2 separate regions of the Homo sapiens genome follow, and region 2 is linked to region 1. A link is an interaction called in ENCODE POLR2A ChIA-PET data of the cell type or tissue named here. Cell type or tissue: OCI-LY7. All regions are shown on one strand. Each heading gives the region's core, and the rest is flanking DNA. Links, peaks and the distances in the headings are about the cores only. Region 1 overlaps CUX2 (cut like homeobox 2). Region 2 overlaps MYL2 (myosin light chain 2).

What was found. ChIA-PET counts read pairs that join two places held together with the same protein. Peaks named below come from ENCODE experiments on the same cell type or tissue, not always from the same donor. Only the 100,000 strongest peaks of a DNase experiment are listed, where the experiment ranks them.
Region 2: POLR2A ChIA-PET joins it to region 1 with 6 read pairs; 3 of 35 experiments call an interaction of 5 or more read pairs at or near these places.

What each region holds. Positions count from the first base shown.
Region 1 is chr12:111,092,501-111,095,405 of GRCh38, forward strand. The region is part of intron 1 of CUX2 (cut like homeobox 2); the gene reads left to right. Among named protein-coding and RNA genes, the nearest start is that of CUX2, 60 kb to the left of the region's middle. In OCI-LY7, for the core only: no CTCF peak of the experiment used is centred there; DNase peaks (open chromatin) are centred at 641, 1,091 and 2,362; H3K4me3 peaks cover 1,566 bases; H3K27ac peaks cover 2,500 bases.
Region 2 is chr12:110,909,523-110,912,427 of GRCh38, forward strand. It overlaps MYL2 (myosin light chain 2), which reads right to left. Exons shown (of 7, transcript NM_000432.4): 7 at 1,323-1,653. The coding sequence ends at 1,555. Among named protein-coding and RNA genes, the nearest start is that of MYL2, 9.6 kb to the right of the region's middle. In OCI-LY7, for the core only: no CTCF peak of the experiment used is centred there; no DNase peak of the experiment used is centred there; H3K27ac peaks cover 670 bases.

The sequences.
Region 1 (2,905 bases), core at 109-2,608:
TAATGCTAGACACTGACTAGTCCAAGGTCTCATTTGGACAAAGAATCTGGGACTGGGAGAGGAGCCGTAAGCAAAAGTGACAGGCCTGGAATCAGGGCTGGATCTGCTGCCTCCAAGAACAGTGTTCCTTTCTCACATCCAGCCCTGGTCCTGCCAGCGATTGGCTAGGAGGGTCTAAGACCTTTAATAATAAAGCTGGCAAATAGGAATGGCAGAGGCTAATCTTTGCAGTGACCCTCTGAGGAAGGGACAGCTGTAGTAATCCATATTTATTTTCCTGATAAGGAAACCAAAGCTCTGGCAGATTTTTTTTTTTTTTTTTTTTTTTTTTTAAGAAAAGTTCTCACTATGTTGCCCAGGCTGGAGTGCAGTGGCCCGATCATGGCTTACTACAGCCTCTGCCTCCCAGGCTCAAATGATCCTCCCCACCTCATCCTCCCGAGTAGCTGGAACCACAGGTACATGCCAACAAGCTCAGCTAATTTTTGTATTTTTTGTAGAGACAAGTTTTTGCCATATTGCCCAGGCTGGTCTCGAATTCCTGGGCTCAAGAGATCCACCTGCCTTGGCCTCCCAAAGTGCTGGGACTGCAAGCATGAGCCACTGCACCAGGCCAGGCCCAACAGATTTAAGTTTCCTGCCCAAGGCCATGCAGTTGGAACGTAGTGGAGCTGAGATGCAAATGCAGGTACATCCACCTCTATGTCTCACTTCCTCTGGCTCCCCTGTACCTCAGTTTCCCTATCTGGAAAATGACACCTGTTTCAGGTTCCCAGCTTAGATGACCCCGACTCCAGTAGAACTGTGCTGTTACATAAACTCTGGCTCGCCCAGGAGGGTGTCCTAGCTTTTGCATCTCCTGCCCCTCACACCACGGCGACTTGAGATTTTTACACAGACGAGAACTGTGTGTGGGGCGGTGAGCAAGTAAGTGCGTGTTTGCAACAAATATTTTATAATAGACAAGCCTCGTCTGCCACTTCTAAAAGTAGTGAAAAAAAAAAACCCACTTTGAGAAAGTAAAAATAACCCAACGCCTGAGTCACTGAAGTCACTGAACTCAGCTGGAACCGGCAGCTCCAAGCTGAACTGACTGCTTCAGCTCACCCAGGGCAGCAGGGCTGGGGCCAGAAATTTGACGGGGGGGCGATGAACACCTGAGCTTTTAGGGGGAAGTCCCAGTGGTTAGTTTGTGGGTGAAGCGCCTGTCGCTCTTCCTTTTATTTTAAGCTGCAGGATGAAATGGCTCCCTGAAACCCTCTATCTTCTTTTTCTTTTAAAAGTGACTTGACAATTGATAATTTTGCCCTGGCGATGGACACCTTAGAGCTTTTATTTCTTGGAGGCCAAACATTGATGTTGTGTGAAATGGGAGCTTGGCGGAGCCTTTGTGCGGATCTCAAGCTTCCTGAAAAATTTATTTACTGTGACTGTGATCCGCAGGAGCCAATTGATGTTTATCTATAGTCGTTCGCGCCAGCAAGGAGGGGAAAAATGCATAACTGCACTTTCTTCAGAAGCCTTGCGAGGCTGTTTAAATAAGTATCTAATAGTGAACTTTCAATAGCAGACAGGCAATTTGACGGACAGGGGACAGTGTATTATTAACCATAAGCAGGCTTAATCTTTCCCCCACATTTTAGAGGAAGCTTTATAACCTTCTGGCAGAGGAATTCCTGAAAACGAGGTATTTGAAGCTAAGCAAAAATTATCCTGGCCATTCCCGTGGCAGAATCGATCACTCCAAGAGCCGCATGAAGGAGGGGAACAGGCTGCGGCTGGGCCCGGTGTGAGCAGCCCTGGCCACCTCATTGTGGCGGAAGGGCCCGAGAAGTGGACGGGGACCGGGAGCGGGCAGAGGGAGGCAAGGGTCATGCTGGAAGCCTGGTTTTCCTGCCAGGTAAGTAACTTCTGCTGTTAACTGAGCTTGGGGACTGGGGTCAGAGACCTGTGTCTTCCCCCTGTGCCCCGGTTGCAACAGCACCTAGCTTTTGGCAGCATCCACCTTTTTTCTTTGAGACAGGGTCTTGCTCGGTTGCCCAGGCTAAGAGCAGTGGTGCAGTCCCAGCTCACTGCAGACTCAACCCCTTAGGCTCAAGGCATCCTCCCACCTCAACCTCCCCAGTATCTGGGACTACAGGCGTGTGCCACCATGTCTGGCTAATTTTTCTGGGCTGGGGGGAGATGGAGGTCTCACTGTTTGCCCAGGCTGGTCTCCTACTTCTGGGTTCAAGTGATCTTTCCATCTCAGCCTCCCAAACTGCTGAGATGACAGGCATGAGCCACTGCAGCTGGTGCATCCACCTTTTAAGCAATAGAAGTGATTTATGTGATACTGTTCAATGCATGTCTGTCTTGCTCATTGTGCCGGAAGTTTTGTGCAGCCTGGAGGCTGTCTTATTTAACCAGGGAGGCTCTCTTGATCTCTGGACGAAGGTAGACTGGCTTAGTTACAGAATTGTCCCCTGGCCCCCTACCTGGCTGTCATCACCTTGGGAGTAATGCAGCCTTCAGTGTCTGTCTCCTCCTATTTAGAGGGTCAGCCGCAAGCACCCAGGGACTTCACCTCAGTCTGCCCAGCACCAGATACCCCATAGCATCTCTTATGCTGTTTATTGAATGACTAGCCATGTGTTTTCCTGGGGTGGGAACAGCTGTGGTTAAGAGCATGAGGGTGGCCAGGCGCAGTGGCTCATGCCTGTAATCCTAGAACTTTGGGAGACAGAGGCAGGTAGATAATTTGAGCTCAGGGGTTCAAGGCCAGCCTGGGCAACATGGTAAAACCCCATCTCTACAAAAAATACAAAAATTAGCCAGGTGAGGTGGCGCACGTCTGTAGTCCCAGCTATTCTGGAGGCTGAGGTGGGAGGATTGCCTGAGCCCAGGAGGTTGAGGCTGCAGTGAG
Region 2 (2,905 bases), core at 273-2,772, 180 kb before region 1:
GAGGGTTCTTGGGATTCTCTTGAAAACTTGAAGTACCCGAAGTCCACTCCCTGCTTCTTCTTGGGTTTTCCTCTGGGGAATCTTCCCTCCCATCTCCAGGCCATATGGTTCAGGAGGACTCTGATTTCAACCCCAGCACAGGGCTGATCATTTGAGCCAGGCCTGTCCATCAGAGCACTGCCCTTGCCAGTCCATGGTGATTGGCTCAGGGGTGTCAAGTGCCCCAGAGGGATCCCACAAGGCCCTGTTCTGATGTTTGTGTGGAGCTGGAAGAGAGAGGAGTACGCTCTTCTAGGATTGCTGAGGGGCTGGAAAAGGGGCAGGAGCTGCTCTTAATTATTTTGCCACTGCTGAGAGCAGAGCAACGTGACAGAAAACAGAGGCCTCCCCAGCCTCTGAGGGCACTGCCTGGGCTCCTAGGTGCAATTGTGCTTGAAGCCCTTGGACTTCTTAGTTATTTGAACCTATTTCTGTTTTTTTTTTTTTTCCTTTTCTAAGAGACAGAGTCTTACTCTGCCACCCAGGCTGGAGTGCAGTTCACTGCAGCCTCGACCTCCTGGGCTCAAGCGATCTTCCCACTGCAGCCTCCTGGGTAGCTGAGACCACAGGTGCACACCACCATGCCTGGCTATTTATTTTTTATAGAGATTGGATCTCACTATGTTGCCTAGGCTGGTCTCAAACTTTTGGGCTCAAGTGATCCTCCTGCCTCAGCCTCTCAAAGCGCTAGCATCACAGGCGTGAGCCACCACACCTGGCCCTATTTGTTTCTTACACTGGGACTCTTGCAGCCATAACAGACCTGAATGCTTCAACCGTGACTGTGGTCATTCAAAATCAAAGGTCAACTCACATCCAGGCCTGGGCCCCAGACAGAGACAGAAGTCAGTACCACTCCCTCAGTTTGCTAGGGAAGAAGTACAGACAACTTCTACTTTATCTGAAACTAGAAGTCACCCTCTTAGGATTAGCAGGTGTGATTACTGTTGAACGAGCTATGTTCCTACCATGTGTCAGTCCGCTTCCTTCTTGTCACTGTCACTGGCAGGAGAGGCATTCCGATGGCATCCCAAGGGACAGATGTCATGGAAGCAAGGCCCTCTAAATGCTTGAGCTCTTTGGAAGAGAGGGCTTTGGTCATCCAGGTAACATTCCAGGAAAACGTGATCCTTGATAGAAACAGTTCTGAGTGGCTGCAAAGGTCTACCTTAAATAAAGAGTCACCAAGATTCAATAATAATGACTGCAAGGCTGTCACTAGCTCATCTGCCTTTGCCTTCCTTACACAAGGCACTGTTTGTCAGAGAAATGTCGTGACCAAATACACGACCTCCTGTTTATTGGAACATGGCCTCTGGATGGATTTCCAACTGTAGGATGTGCGGCCACGAAGTACCCATAGCCACCCAGGCTGCAAAGAAGATGGAGGTGGATAAATGGGGCAGCCACATGGCTAACAGACAAGGTAGGGACAGAGGCGGTACTCGGGGGAGAGAGATGAGGGCAGGGACCACTCTGCAAAGACGAGCCCAGGGCGCAGCAGCGAGCCCCCTCCTAGTCCTTCTCTTCTCCGTGGGTGATGATGTGCACCAGGTTCTTGTAGTCCAAGTTGCCAGTCACGTCAGGGGGGAAGGCGGCGAACATCTGGTCAACCTGCAATGAGCCAGCAACACGTGCTAAGGACGAGGGGAGGGGAACTGAGACGGAGGGTGGGGGGCTGTGGGCGGGGCCTGAGTGGACGGATAGCTGGGGGGTGGGGGATGGGAACATGGGCCACTCAGAGGGTCCTCCGGGGAAGGACTTCCCCAGCTGCTGCAGGGCCCCCTCGCCCAAGGTCATGCCCTTTCTGGGGCAGCCCACAGCCAGCGGATGGGATTGGTGTGGGGGTATAAAGGCACGGCCATCTCGCCCAACTTGGTACCTCTCAGGAGAGCTGTAGAATAAGCTCCCTCCCTGGGTAGTCAGCAGTGCCGATCTTTGGGCCTAAATCTTGGCTCAACTTCTTCCTTCATGCACTTTTCCTTCCTTGCCCTTCCCTGTTCTTCCTTTCTTGCCCTTCCCTGTTCTTCCTTCCCTGACCCCAAGGGCCCTCCCAAGTAAACATCATGCAGAGATGTCCCTGGAAACCCAGCCTTCCACTGGGATCACAAACTCAAGGGTTCCGAGGGGCCAGGCAGGTTATGCAAGGGAGCAGGATAGGTCCTATGGCTAAATGGAGACACGTGGCCATCTAAAAAGGTGACATGAAGTGACCACAGGGTCCAGGGTGTCAGAAATCTAGATTTTTGTTTTTACACAAAATTTCCCCATTTAAAAAGCATTGGCTAGTTATTATTATTATTTTTTTAAAACATACTGGCTATTCATAGCTAGCACTTATATTGCCCTTGCCACAAGTTCACACTTTCCCCACATTAACATGTCGAATCCTCGCAATCTCCTATGAGGTAGCTTCTATTATTATTCCCACTTTACAGATGAGGAAATTGAGGTGCAGTGAGGTTAAGGAGCTTGTTCAAAGCACACAGCAGGTGGAAAGTGAAGGCAGCCCTTTTAGCTGCTTGAATTTTGGGGGAGGGAAAATCTACATACAATTTTTAGTAAAATGTGGAACTTGATGGAAACAGGCCTGTGAGGCTATGAGGGGAGCATTTAAAATCGACTCATTAAGGTTCACTAATAAGGTTGACGGCACCATTGCTTGCTCATACAGAAGCTTTGGCAAATTAGCAAAAGTGCCCCTTCTACCAAACTCACTACCGCACCACCTGAGTTGAAAAAAAAAAAAATTATTACCAGACACTTTACTGCCAGTTCTGGAAAGCTGTTGCAACAAATACACAGTCTGATGACTTTTATGAAACTGACATTTAGAAGAATTGTTCAGTGCACAACTCACATGACA